3 separate regions of the Homo sapiens genome follow, and all the other regions are linked to region 3. A link is a contact called in ENCODE Hi-C or POLR2A ChIA-PET data. All regions are on one chromosome and are shown on one strand. The core of a region is the stretch at or near the end of the contact, and the rest is flanking DNA. Distances in the headings are between cores, read along the strand shown. Region 1 has its middle 21 kb from the start of ARL11. Region 2 holds the start of ARL11 (ARF like GTPase 11). Region 3 has its middle 53 kb from the start of CDADC1.

Region 1 (4,828 bases), core at 1,931-4,430, 310 kb before region 3:
GGGGGCTCAGTGAGACTAGCAACTGGAGTGCTTACAGATGGCCTCTACATGTTAGTTGGCCTCTTTCCAACATGGCATTCTCAGGGTAGTCAGACCACTTATGTGGAGGCTCAGGGATCTGAGACCAAGTATTCCAGTGAACAAGTAGGAATCTGTGTCACCTTTTCTGACCTAGCCTGAGAAGCCACACTTCTCAGTGTGTACCACTTATTCTGCATTTTATTGTTTGCAAGCAAATCGTTAAGTCTATCCGAATTCAAAGGGAGGGTACAAAGATGCCACCTCTCAATGGGTGGGGTGCCAAAGAATTTGTGACCATATTTTGTAAAAATCCATACATCACTTCAGTGGTGATGTTTCTAATGTTTTACCATTAAATGTAATATTTTCTCTAGGTTCTTGACAGATATCCTTTATAAGTTTGAGGACCCCTTAAATTCAATTATGAGCACATACAAAGAAACAGCAGTTGCCATTTGTTTTTCCTCATATACAAAGGAATATAATTCATGGAGAAGACTTGGGGAAAATTTATATTGTAAGATTTGTGAAATCTGGCTACATAGGTAAAGGTTAGTATACAATAGCAAATAATATTTAAGGATGTTATATTTTAGTCTGGAATATTTTAGAACATAAGTGGGATATTATTTTTTATCAATTGTAATTCAGTTAATATTTAGCAATAACTTGGCCAGGCACAGTGACTCACACCTGTAATCCCAGCACTCTGGGAAGCCAAGACAGGAGAATTGCTTGAAGCCAGGAGTTTGAGACCAGCCTGGGCAACATAGTGAGATCCTGTCTCTACAAAAACAATTTTTTTTTTAGTCAGGCATGGTGGCACACACCTGTAGTCCCAGGTAGGCTGTAGTCTCAGCTAGGCTGAGGTGGGAGGATCACTTGAACCCAGGAGGTAGAGGCCACCATGAGCTATGATCATGCGAGCAAGACCTTGCCTCTTAAAAAAAAAAAAGCAATATCCATCACATATTGCAAAGAGATGATTAGAGAAAAGAATGTAAGAAATTTCTTACAGAAACAATACATTTATTTTATATGGAAAGGAACCATTTTTCCTTTAAATAGGGAATCTAGACAATATTCATCTAAATAGCACATTTAATTTCACTAAAACCTCAGATCCCACTATAGAATCCTGCTGAGCTAGTTTAGATTAGACCATATGGTGAGCTCTTTAAGAAAAAGGAAGTGATCTCTTTCCTAAGCCCATACATACTACTTCAATGATAAGGAAGGCTGATTTGTAACACATAGGCCAAAGAGAAGAATGAACAAGAACCAGAGATGTGTCCCAGTCTCTAGAGCTGGGCTGAGTCAGGCCATCTGCACCTGACCTTTCTAGAACAAGGAGTGATGAGGCTTCTAGGGAAGCTATCACTGGGCCCATCATATCTGGTTACATGGTGATCAGAATGGAGATGATAAATGCTCTAAATGGAAGGCACAGCATGTCCTAAAAGATGAAAGGTTTACATAATATAGGCTTATTCATATACTTTTGGCCCCTGGGAACCACAGCCTTGGGACATATATACCCATGCTTGCGAAAATGTGGAAGCTGGGGAGGTGAGAAGGTAGTGAAAAAGCTGGAGTGTGAAGAAGTTTGGGTTTCCATAGACACCCCCTCTTTTCAAACCTTTTTTCAATTTAACCACAGTCACTGGATTAAATGAATCAATTTAGTTAGGTGGAAATAACAAGTTTATATATCAGTGTAAAAAAGGAACATAAAGAAAAGGATGATGTGGGTTTTTTTTTTCACCCTCAAGTAAATACAATTTTTCCCTTTTAATTGCTTTCTACAGTGAAATCAGGTGAGTTATAGTTGACATTTTATGTGTAATAGATATTTCAGAGTTTGCAGTGGTAGAAAAAGAAAGAAGTAGTAATAGGACCAAAGAAAAAAAGGAACATTTAATAACTGTATCAGAATGTGAGTACTGCTGCCTCCACCCACCAATCATTAGAAGCAAGTGTTAGAAGCAGCAGCTATACCAAGGCCAGGCACAGTGGCTTATGCCTGTAATCCCAGCTCTTTGGGAGGCTGAGGTGGGCAGATCTCTTGAGGCCAAGAGTTCGACACCAACCTGGCCAACATGGTAAAACCCCTCTATTAAAAATACAAAATTAGCCAGGTGTGGTGGCACGCACCTGTAATCTCAGCTACTCGGGAGGGTGAGGCAGGAGAATTGCTTGAACCTGGGAGGTGGTCAGGAGGCTGAGGTGGGAGAATTGCTTGAACCCAGGAGGTGGAGGTTGCAGTGAGCTGAGATTGCACCACTGCACTCCTGGCTGGGCAACAGAGTGAGACTTCGTCTTAAAAAATAAATGAATAAATACATAAAAATAGACGCAGCAGCAATACCAGACTTCCTCTTAGCCACCTGCTAGACCTATAGTCTTGCAAACAACTTCCGATGTCATTCCTGTCTTGATAAATGTAGAGAGAGTTCTGGGAAACGTCAGCCTGGCATGCTAGAACATAGTGAGCTTATACGGTGTTAAAACTCTAGGAAACTGTTAAGTTCTGACTCTCCTTCCATGAGGGTTTTTCATCCATTTTTGGCAGTCCTTCACACTACCTGTTTCCATTCCAAGGAATTCTGCCTCTTATTTTTTTATTTTTTATAGCGACAAGGTCTCACCCTGTTGCCCAGGCTGGTCTCAAATTCCTGGGCTCAAGCAATCCTCCCACCTCAGCTTCCCAAAGCACTGTGATTACAGGCATGACCCACCACACCTGGCCGGAATTCTGCCTTCTAATCTGGCTCATTGACCAACTTTTGAGTGAACTGAGATAAATCCTACAAATTGCTGAGTTTGTTTCCATGTTTGTGATGCACTGAAGTAGTCCTCTTGTGAATGTGCCTGGATCATATTATAAATGTTGTGGTCACTCCTGTAGCCAGTTTGGAAATATTGCAATAATTTCAGAATTGAAGAAATGTATCTTGAAATTAAAAACTACTTAAACCTATAGAATACACCTGGGTATTAATTTCTTATTAGACAGCATTAAATCTAGATTGGTTAGTAAGTGAACCAGAGGCAACCAAGTAAATGAGAATGAACCTTTAACTGATGCTAGGTTTGGGCCCGCGCCACATGGTGGCAGGCTTGCTCTGTGAAGTACTTCCTCTTCAGGACCAACAAACAATAGTGTTCCTAAACGCCATAAAGCTTTCCTCCAAGCCGTGACTCAGGGACCAAGGCTCCTTTCATTCTGTGGCCCCGCCATCTTCAACAAGCGGTTTCCAGGGTCTTTGCAGAAGGAGAAAGAACAAGAAGGACCACCGTGGGAGATCTGTGTGTGATCCCAGGAAAACAAACTTCATCAAGAAACAAGTTTCTGCTTTTCTTTTCTTTTCTTTTTTTTTTGACAGAGTCTCTGTAGCCCAGGCTGGAGTGCAGTGGTGCGATATCGGCTCACTACAACCTCCATCTCCCGGGCTCAAGCAATTCTTGTGCCTCAGCCTCCCGAGCAGCTGGGATTACAGGCATGCACCACCAAACCCAGCTAATTTTTGTATTTTAACTAAAGATGGGTTTTCGCCATGTTAGCCAGGCTGGTCTCGAACTCCTGACTTCAGGCGATCTGCCCTCCTCAGCCTCCCAAAATGCTGGGATTACAGGTGTGAGCCACTGCGCCCTTCAAGAAACAAGTTTTAATGCTAGTATTTAACTACATTAAATCACATTAAACTACATGGTTTAGGAAATTAATTTTTAGAAAGAATAACATAAGTTATTAAGTTGTGAAGATTGTATTTTCTTTTTTTTATTTTTATTTTTATTTTTGAGACAGAGTCTTGCTCTGTCCCCCAGGCTGGAGTGCAGTGGTGTGATCTTGGCTCACTGAAGCCTCTACCTCCTGGTTTCAAGTGATTTTCCTGTCTCAGCCTCCCGAATAGCTGGGATTACAGGCGCCCACCACCATGCCTGGCTAATTTTTTTTTTTGAGACGGAGTTTCACTCTTGTTGCCCAGGCTGGAGTGCAATGGCATGATCTTGGCTCACTGCAACCTCCGCCTCCCAGGTTCAAGTGATTCTCCTGCCTCAGCCTCCCAAGTAGCCGGGATTACAGGCATGTGCCACCACACCTGGCTAATTTTTTTTTTGTATTTTTAGTAGAGACGGGGTTTCTCCATGTTGGCCAGGCTGGTCTTGAACTCCTGACCTCAGGTGATCCACCCGCCTTGACCTTCCAAAGTGCTGGGATTACAGGTGTGAGCCACCGTGCCTGGCCTAATTTTTGTATTTTTAGTAGAGACGGGGTTTCACCATATTGGCCAGGCTGGTCTTGAACTCCTGACCTCAAGTGGTCCGCCCACCTCGGCCTCTCAAAGTGCTGGGATTACAGGCCCACTGCGCTCGGCCAAGATTGCATTCTCTTTAAAAAAATGTTACTTTACATCGTATGGTACATAGGCAGCAATGATTTAACCTTCAGTAGAACATTCCGCCTCTAAATCTCAGTATCATCTTCTCCAAAATGATGGGTTTGTATTTACTTAAAGTTCCATAATTATCATACCCCTCTTACAATTAAAAAAGGCTTAAATATTCTTCTTCAGTAAAAGGAATATCAGTCATGTTACAGTAGCTTTTTAAAGAATATGGTTTCTGGAGTTGGACTGCCTAGGTTTGAGTTTGAGTTCTGCCATTTATTAACTGTGAGGTATTAGGTATGGTACTCAGCCTATCAAAATTTCAGTTTCTTTCCAGGCATGGTGGCTCACACCTGTAATCTCAGCACTTTGGGAGACCCAGGTGGGCAGATGGTTTGAGTTTAGGAGTTAGAGAC
Region 2 (4,187 bases), core at 912-3,411, 330 kb before region 3:
AGCTGGCTCTGAGCGGGGCCTGCCCCCCAACGTCCCAGAGAGTCAGTGACACGTGCCCAGGAGCTTTCAGAGGCTCCACGTTGAAACCAACAGTGGGCAGGGTCTCCACCAGCTGGTGGCCCTTCAGCTTGTAAAGGAGCGTGGTCTTGCCCGCCGAGTCCAGGCCCATCATCACCACCTGGGCTTCCGCCTTGTGACCTCTGGAATTCACAGAACCCATGGTGGCCACTGCTGAATCCTAGGGGAGAAAGGCCAGGGCACACATCAGCTACTGTCTTCTGAAGGAAGACAAATCCATCCTGGTGCAGTGGCTCACACCTGTAATCCCAGCACTGTGGGAGGCCAAGGCAGGAGGATCACTTGAGCCCAGGAGTTTCAAACAAGCCGAGGCAACAAAGCAAGGACCCGCCTTCTCTACAAAAATTGAAATTAAAAATGGAGCACAAATCTGTGCAGGCAAACAACGGAAGAGTTTTTCCAAAACAGGAAAAGTCTTCACAGGGTCAGATTTTAAACAGATGCCTGGGCTTTGAAGGAAGTGAGGATGTGTGAGTCACCATCAGCTAACCTGTCTCTGGGTCAGATAAGAGTGGTCCCTGAGCAGAGAAGATCAGGGGCCTCCTGGAAGACATTCCTGAGGAGTTAAAGCAAAGAGGCAAAATGAAGTTCCAGTCAGACAGAGCTGGTTCAGTAGAAATTACAGAACGATGTCTTCAATTCTTGCTGGTCTGTGGCTTCTAACCTCTTCTCCTCCTATAAGCCTAAATGCTGAAATGGAAGCTAAGCTGGGTTCCATGCACAGAGTGAGAAGGATGGTTCAGCTCACGGTGACCTCTCTTTAGAGCTTCCCAAGGACCAGTACTATGTCTTGGAAACACAGTGAGGTGTCACTTAATGACGGGGACACATTCTGAGAAATGCTTCATTAGGCAATTTCATCATTTTACAAAATCATAGATTGTAATTACACAAACGTGGATGGTCTAGTCTACTCCACACCTAGGCTATATGGTATGGCCCATTGCTCCTGGGCTACACACCGGTACAGCATTCCTGTAATGGGTACTGTAGGCTATTGTAACACAGTGCTAAGTATTCGTGTATCTAAACATAGAAAAGGTAGTGGTTGCACCACAACACTAAGCTGAAAAATAGGAATTTTTCAGCTCTGTTATAATCTTATGGGACCACCGTTGTATATGTGGTCTGTCGTTGACTGAAATGTCTTCATGCAGTGCCTGACTGGGGCTATTTATAAATACTGTTTACTGGGGGCAAATTTATGAGTCAGAGCAAAGCAGTTTCCTCCACTGTCTTACCAAGGTCAATGACTTCTACAACACTCCACATGTGCTTTTTTGTTTGTTTTTGGGTTTTTTTGTTTTGTTTTGTTTTGTTTTGTTTTGAGACAGGGTCTCACTCTGTCGCCCAGGCTGGACTGCAGTGGCATGATCACAGCTCACTGCAGCCTCGACTTCCCAGGCTCAAGCCATCCTCCCACCTCAGCCTCCCCAGTAGCTGGGACTATGGGCATGTGCCATCACACATTTTTGTTGTTGTTTTGAGACAGGGTCTCACTGTGTCACCCAGACTGGAGTGCAGTGGTGCAATCTTGGCTCATCACAACCTCTGCCTCCCTGCAACCTCCGCCTCCTAGGTTCAAGGGATTCTCCTGCCTCAGCCTCCCGAGTACCTGGGATTACAGCTACTACTACCACCCAGCTACTTTTTGTATTTATATTAGAGACGAGGTTTCACCATGTTGGCCTGGCTGGTATTGAACTCCTGACCTCAAATTATCCACCTGCCCGGCCTCCCAAAGTGCTGGGATTACAGGCGTGAGCCACTGTGCCCAGCCACATATGTTTTTAAAGAATCCCAAATTTTAAGACATAAGACCTGTTCCCAACTTAGACGATGCCTGCGTGGAACAGAGAAGAGACATCTCAACTTCCGGGAATGGGGGTGGGGGGATATGAGCTGCCTCTGGAAGGAGGTAAGCCTCTACTCATCCCTACTCCCAAGGGTAGAAAAGTAAAAAGTTAAAATTACCTCTGTGTTACTATTAGACTGCAGCTGTGAGATCCTGCGTGGCTCTCCTCCCCTATGGAGCTGCTTTCTGCTGGCCAGGCATGACCCAAGAGCGAGATGGGAAGGAAGCAGAGCAGCCGTTGCTGCTTCTCCTTTTTGTGCTTCCTTTTCCCAGGTGGCTGGGGGGCGGGGCTGGTGTCACGGCCCCTCCCTCAGCCCTAGGGCGCCTCAGAGCAGTCATCTTGCTGGGCTTGCCACAGAGAGGTCCCCGGCTCTGCAGGTCCTGGCAGAGCAAGGCCCAGTGACAGCTCCATTTTTTAGCAACTCAGACTTGGGTGCCTGAAGGAGGGAGCACGAGCTCGGAGCTGTGTCCAAGCGCAGCCGCCTTCTCTCTTCCCTCAGGATCCTCTGAGCTCCTCGCAGAGAATTCTGACCTCTTCCTTTCAGTACATGCCTCAAGGTTTTTCTGGTGGCTAGAGATTCTCTGATTTGCTTGGAATCACACATGGTTTGTTGTTGTTGTTGTTGTTGTTTTGTTTTGTTTTCTATTTGAGACCGAGTCTTGCTCTGTCGCCCAGGCTGGACAGCAGCCTCCGCCTCCAGGGCTCAAGCGATCCTCCCTCCTCAACCTCCTAAGCAAGTGGGATTATAGGCAGGTGCCACCATGCCCAGCTGATTTTTGTATTTTTCATAAAGACAGGTTTCACCATGATGGCCAGGCTGCACATGTGTTCTTTTAAAAGCTGCCTATGGCCAGGCGTGGTGGCTCAGGCCTGTAATCCCAACATTTTGGGGGGCTGAGGTGGGTGGATCACGAGGTCAGGAGTTCGAGACCAGCCTGGCTAACATGGTGAAACCCCGTCTCTACTAAAAATACAAAAATTAGCTGGGCGTGGTGGCACCTACCTGTAGGCCCAGCTATTTGGGAGGCTGAGGCAGGAGAATGGCATGAACCCGGGAGGCGGAGGTTGCAGTGAGCCCAGATCACACCACTGCACTCCAGCCTTGGTGACAGAGCGAGACTCTGCCTCAAAACAAAAACAAAAACAAAAAACAAAAAAAGCTGTCTACATATGATGAAAACATTCTTTAAAAGGTATGTATGATGCAGATCAACCTTTAAAATTGTGTTAATGTAGTGATTAAAGTTACCGTTCAATTTTTTCTTGAATGGTGTCACTGTGTTTTTCCCAGTAAAAATGACACCTCTAGAAAATGTAATTTTTAAAAAATTGGCTAGTCGCCGGGCATGGGGGCTCATGCCTGTAATCCCAGCACTTTGGGAGGCCAAGGCAGGAGGATCGCTCAAGCTCAGGAGTTCAAGACCAGCCTGGCCAATATGGTGAAACCACGTCTCTACAAAAAATAATAAATTAACCAGGCATGGTGATGTGTGCCTGTAGTTCCAGGTACTTGGGAGATTGAGGCCCAAGAACTGCATGAGCCCAGGAGGTGGAGGCTGCAGTGAGCTGAGATCACAGCACTGCACTCCAGCCTAGAAGACAGAGTGAGACTCTGTCTCTCTCCTATTTTTTTTTTTTAATTGAGATGGAGTCTCGCTCTGGCGCCCAGGCTGGAGTGCAATGGCACAATCTCGGCTCACTGCAACCTCCGCCTCCTAGGTTCAAGCAATTCTCCCACCTCAGCCTCCCGAGTACCTGGGATTACAGGCACGTGCTACCATGCCTGGATAATTTTTTTATTTTCAGTAGAGACAGGGTTTTGCCATGTTGGCCAGGCTGGTCTCCAGCTTCTAATCTCGAGTGATCTGCCCGCCTCGGCCTCCCAAAGAGCTGGGATTACAGGTGTGAGCCACTGCACCCAGCCGAGACTCTGTCTCAAAAAAAAAAAGAAAAAAAGAAAAAAAATTGACTAGTCAGAAACCACTGATTCAGTAGGTATTGAATTTGGATATGGAGTCACAGTGATTTAGCTCTTATAACCAGTAATCTTTGTGCTGTTTTCTGCTTTCCCATGCATTATTTCATTAAAATATCAAGACTCAAGTTGGATGTTATGACTCTTCCATTTTACAAGAAAAGAAGCAGGCTCGGTTGGAAGGCCGAGGCGGGCAGATCACAAGGTCAAGAAATCGAGACCATCCTGGCCAACATGGTGAAACCCCATCTCTACTAAAAATACAAAAATTAGCTGGG
Region 3 (4,856 bases), core at 347-2,846:
GGCTGGATGCCTCTCAGGCTCCCTCTCTCCAAGGTACAGTTCAAAATATGGCATGTGACTTCCTGTCACTCCCTGCACCTGGCTTCCCCAGCTCTGCTGATGCCCCTGAAATTCCCCCAGTTGTTCATGCCAGAAACCCAGGAAGGCACATGAGTTCTCTCTGCCTCTCACCTGCAGCCAATTCATCAGCATTTCTGCTTCTGAGACTTGTGTCCCATCTGAGCAGCTCTCTGCATCTGCATGGCTCCCACCTGGACTGCACCCCATCTCTGCAAGCATCCAAAGTGATCTTTTCATAGGTCGCATCTGGTCATGGTTCTCTCCTGCCCCCAAACCCTCTAGTGGCTTCCCTTGATGCACAGAATCAAACCCAAAGCCCTGACCACTGTCCTTAAAGCACACAGGATCAGGCCGAGCCTTCCTCCTGCAACAAGTCCAGCAAGCCTGGCTGCTTTTCCATCCCTCCCAAAGGGCCTTCCCTGATACCGTTCCTTCTGCTGGGAATAGTCTTCCCAGCTTTCTTCACCGGCTGCTGCTTCTCATCCTTGCTCTCTCAGCTTAAATACCCACTTCTGGGCTTCCCAGGCCCAGCACAGGAGCCTCCCGCCCCAAATACCTGCTGTCTCTCCACTAGGGTGCAAAACTCCAGGGCAGGGGCAGTGTCTGTTTCCCTCATGAATGTATCCCCAGGGTCTAGCCCAGTGTCTGCGACATAATAAATGCTCTATCGTGAGTGAATGTACGACTCATTCTTTACAAAGCACAATTTCACTTTCCTCTTTCTCTCCTCACTCCCTGGCCCCCTCACATCTTCCAGGTGACCCTCCCTTCCCTCCCATTCCCTCCCCCTCCCCTCCTGTTGGGTGGCTCCTGCCATTCTGTCCCCTGCCACTCTGCCCTCATTCTGCTCAGTTCACTTACATTCCTCTGTCCCCTCCTTTATTCCCTTCAGATGTCACCTTAGACCTTTATCATTTCTCATTCTGAACCAACCAGCAGCCATCCAATTCCCTTCTTCCTCCCTCCATTCCACACGGATGCTGGAGTGACTGCTTTAAGATGCAAATAGGGGCTGGGCGCAGTGACTAGTGCCTGTAATCCCAGCATTTTGGGAGGCTGAGGTGGGAGGATCGCTTGAGCCCGGGAGTTTGAAACCAGCCTGGAAACTGTCTCTACAAAAATAAAAATAAAAAATTAGCCAGGTGTGTTGGTGCACACCGGTAATCCCAGCTACTCAGGAATCTGAGGCAGGAGGATCACTTGAGTCCAAAAGGTGAAGGCTGCAGTAAGCCGTGATCATGTCACTGCTCTGCAGCCTGGGTGACAGAGAGAGACCCTGTCTCAAAAAAAAAAAAAAAAGCAAATATGATCGTGTGGCCTCTGCTTAAAGTCCTTCTATGGCTCCCTATTGCTCCCCAGAAGTGTTCCTAAGGCCCTTCGTGGTCTCTGCCAACCCCCTACTCCTCCCTCTCCTTGCCCACGAATGCTACAACCATCTGCTGCTCCCCAGTGTGCTACACTCTCCTCTGCGCCCCCGCCCTGGAAACTCCAAACCCCATAGAACCCAACAGTGCTCACATTTCCTAGTTTCACTTCTAAGCAGCACCTGCATCAATTTCTGGGACATGCAGCCCTCTAGTGGCTAAAACAAGTAACAGTCTTTACTGTGTTCCTGCTGGGCCCTTTCTATTCAACATTATCGATGACTTGGATGGGACACAAGTAACACATTGATCAAATGCCTGAGTGACCCTGGTCTCTGAGAGCGACGCCTAATTAGTGTCTGAAACAAAATTAGCAAGCGGTAGGACAAGCTGCAGTGTTGGGTGCAATCTGACCATGCCTAGATTTAATAAGGATAAATGTGAAGTCCCACACTAAGGTCTGCAAACAAAACTCCAGCTCTGCAGGTAGAAGCATGGGTGCCCAGACAGGGGGTTCTGGTGACCCTAATGCCCTGTTGGGCCGCATCGCTTCTCGCCTGGACTCCTGCAACACCTCTCTGGCGGGAACCCTGGCCACTCTCCCCTACGCCAGTCTTTCCTCACGTGCTGGTGATCATTGCTGTGAATCAGGCCCCCGGGGGAGCGGTCTAGGGGCGTGCACACACAGCTGCACCTGGGAAGAGACGCAGGCTGGGAACAGTCGTCAGCACTTTGGTGGTCCTCGAGGTCCTGGGAAAGGATGGGGGCCCTGGAGAGGAAGCAAAGAGGTGAGAGGGCCCAGGAAGAGCCATGGGAGGAGAGGAGAGAGATAAGAAACACAAGAACAGGTCGAGGCCGACAAGAGGTAAGCGTTATGAAGCCAAAAAAGGAGAGGTTCAGGACGAGTTGATGCTGCACACTGAAGGCCCAGGGCCCAAGCAGGGTTAGGCCACTAGGAGTTGGGGAGCACCTTCCCATGGGGAGGGGGAGCAGAAAGGCAGCAGTGGTTTGTGGAATAAACAGGAGGAGGATGTTGAGAAAGCTAGCACAGGCTTCCAAGTAATGAAGGGAAAGGAACCCCGTGGGGAAAGGGAAGCTTTTTGAAAGTTGGAGAAATGTATTGCTTAGCAACTGCAGCATAACCAGCCCCCTGAAACGCAATAACTTAAATAAAACCAATGTTTTCTTCCTAAGTCTGTGGGGTGGCTGGGAGTCACCTAATCTCGGCTGGGCTAGCTGGGGTGGCTCTGCTCCGGATGTTTGGTGATGGCAGAAACGCAAAGTGGAAACACACAGGCTTCTTGAGCCTAATGTCGAAACTCACACGAGGACATTTCCATCTTATTCTATTGAAAACAAAGTCCCCCAACAAGTTCCACCTGCTGATGGAACTGGCAAAACATGTGAAAGGGAAGGGTGAAAAATTGGGGCCACTGATGCCTTCCACCACAGGAGACATGCGGAGTTGTAATGGGAAGAATGAAGACATCAGAGGGAGAGGCTGGACAAAACGAATTGCATATTGTGCCGGGCGCGGTGGCTCACGCCTGTAATTCCAGCACTCTGGGAGGCCGAGGTGGGCACACTGCTTGAGTTCAGGAGTTTGAGACCAACCTGGGCAACATGGCAAAACTCCATCTCTACAAAAAATACAAAAATTAGCAAGGTGTGGTGGTGTGCCCCTATAGTCCCAGCTACTCGGGAGGCTGAGTTGAGAGGATCACCTGAGCCCAAGAAGTCGAGGCTACAGTGAGTCGGGATCACACCACTGCACTCCAGCCTGGGCAATAGGAGTGACATTCTGTCTCAAAAAGAAAAGAAAAAAAAATGAAGTGCATATTGGGAAAATTATGAAAGGCATTGAATTTGGAGCAGATTCATGTTCTGGCTCTGCCAATCGTTAGCAGTGTAGCCTTGGGTAAGTCGTTTAACCTGAGACTCCATTTCATTATCCGTACAGTGGAAATGCTAATCCCTGCTTCACAGTGTGAACATTTAATGAGGTGAAGTAAAAAATGCTTCACTGTAAAATGCAAACCTAGCTACAATGACACAGTAAGTTTCCAGGAGAGGTGGGAGGCTGTCACAGGACAGCAGGAACACAATGGCTACTTTCAAGTACTCCAGGGCATTCCTGTAGGGGAGGAGACACAAAGAGGCCTGTGTTATAGACAAGGTCTGAGGGGGTGATGGGGGAGGAGTTTACTCCATAAAAATAACATGTTAATAATGAGGACAGGCCAATGTGGCTTCAGGAGGTGGTGACTTCTTCATCGCTGGGGATGCTGGAGCAGAGCCCGGCTGATCTGTCCCTTTAGGGGAGTGTTGAAGAGGAGATGCAACCGCTGACCAGTGGTTGGATCGATCAGCTGTGCTCAAGCAAGGGCAGCCCACTATCCCAACATGTGGGGGGCCTTCTGTTGTTGTAGAAATTTCTGAGTGATTGAAATGGCATTTGGTGGATGTGTGCCAGGGCTGCTAAACCTCTGGCAGTGGTCATGCCAGTCGTAATCAATGGCAATGCCAGTGGTGCTCTGTGCATAAACACTGGACTATGTGAATTCAGAGCTCCAATCTTGAGAGTCCAAATAAACGCAAGATTTATTTTCAGCAAGTGTAACCAGCAAGCCCCCACTTTTTTGCCAACGCCTCACTGTGATAATGGAAAAAGTATTTGACTTCAGAAAAGTCTTAGCTATGATTAAACAAGCAAAGTCACAACAGCAAAACAGTGTAATCCATTTAAAAATTAAGGCTATATGCAGAGGGTATTAAAGTCACAAATACACATGACCATTATGTAAATGGCTATGATAAGACTGTCAGAAGCATAAATCATTGATTATTCTCCCAGATATATAACAAGAGCCAACTACTCTGCTTGGAGACATCACAAATAAACAGTACACATTTAATGAACTTGTTTGCTTGCTACTTAGGACCAAAAAAGGGGTCTCTGGAGATCTCTGTTTTCTTCAAAAACACTGGCCAGGCAGTTTGAACAAATACCTTCCTTTTTTACATCAGCATTCACATTTTCTTGATTTGGGGGCTTGGATCATACTAGGAGATTCAGTAAATATTTGCTGTTGTTGCTGCTGCTGTTGTTTTTCTCACTGATGCATTTTTACAAGAAATGCATGTGGCCCTTTTCTCATTGAGGCATTTTTACAAGAAATGGATGTCACCCTGTCCTCCCTCTCACCTTATGCAGAACCTGTGTCATCAAAAGGCAGGGGGAGTGGCTGGCTGCAGAAGGGCTAGAAAGCGGTTCACCCTTCCTGCAGGTGTCTTCTTAAAAGGAATTCTCAGAATTGCCTGCAGGGTCCCTGATGGCATCTGATTCTGGCCCATCCCCAGGGAACAGGGAGGCGGGAAGCACCAAGGTTTATCACTTTGGCATCAACCTCAGCCAAGAAAGGTGAAACCTCC

Evidence for each region. A loop is a pair of places that touch in the nucleus more often than their neighbours do. ChIA-PET counts read pairs that join two places held with the same protein, here RNA polymerase II (POLR2A). Pooled maps may share reads with other maps.
Region 1: a loop to region 3 is called in a map of OCI-LY7, with 14 times the contacts of the local background. The contact joins two enhancer-like sites. A Hi-C loop is called at or near these places in 125 of 168 maps with a recorded cell type or tissue (A673, B cell, CD14-positive monocyte and 74 more), 37 of 37 single-sample maps with no recorded cell type and 50 of 50 pooled maps. POLR2A ChIA-PET finds 5 or more read pairs at or near these places in 9 of 52 experiments (B cell, HepG2, MCF 10A and 6 more).
Region 2: a loop to region 3 is called in a pooled map, with 3 times the contacts of the local background. The contact joins the promoter of ARL11 here to the enhancer-like site in region 3. A Hi-C loop is called at or near these places in 11 of 168 maps with a recorded cell type or tissue (GM11168, GM12878, GM13976 and 8 more) and 6 of 50 pooled maps. POLR2A ChIA-PET finds 5 or more read pairs at or near these places in 4 of 52 experiments (H1, OCI-LY7, WTC11 and 1 more).

Annotation. Positions count from the first base shown.
Region 1 is chr13:49,605,548-49,610,375 of GRCh38, reverse strand. No RefSeq gene overlaps it. Among named protein-coding and RNA genes, the nearest start is that of ARL11, 21 kb to the left of the region's middle. RefSeq lists an enhancer at 3,271-3,490. Within about 2 kb of position 3,180, at least 4 of the 41 ENCODE cell types and tissues checked have a DNase peak (open chromatin) inside an H3K27ac peak, as active enhancers do; they include CD14-positive monocyte, OCI-LY7 and thyroid gland, where a contact is called at or near this core.
Region 2 is chr13:49,626,481-49,630,667 of GRCh38, reverse strand. It overlaps ARL11 (ARF like GTPase 11), which reads right to left and starts at 2,161. Exons shown (of 2, transcript NM_138450.6): 1 at 2,053-2,161; 2 at 1-238. The coding sequence starts at 220. RefSeq lists an enhancer at 1,860-1,909.
Region 3 is chr13:49,298,116-49,302,971 of GRCh38, reverse strand. No RefSeq gene overlaps it. Among named protein-coding and RNA genes, the nearest start is that of CDADC1, 53 kb to the right of the region's middle. RefSeq lists a silencer at 1,545-1,839. Within about 2 kb of position 1,596, at least 13 of the 41 ENCODE cell types and tissues checked have a DNase peak (open chromatin) inside an H3K27ac peak, as active enhancers do; they include CD14-positive monocyte, OCI-LY7, gastrocnemius medialis and 1 more, where a contact is called at or near this core.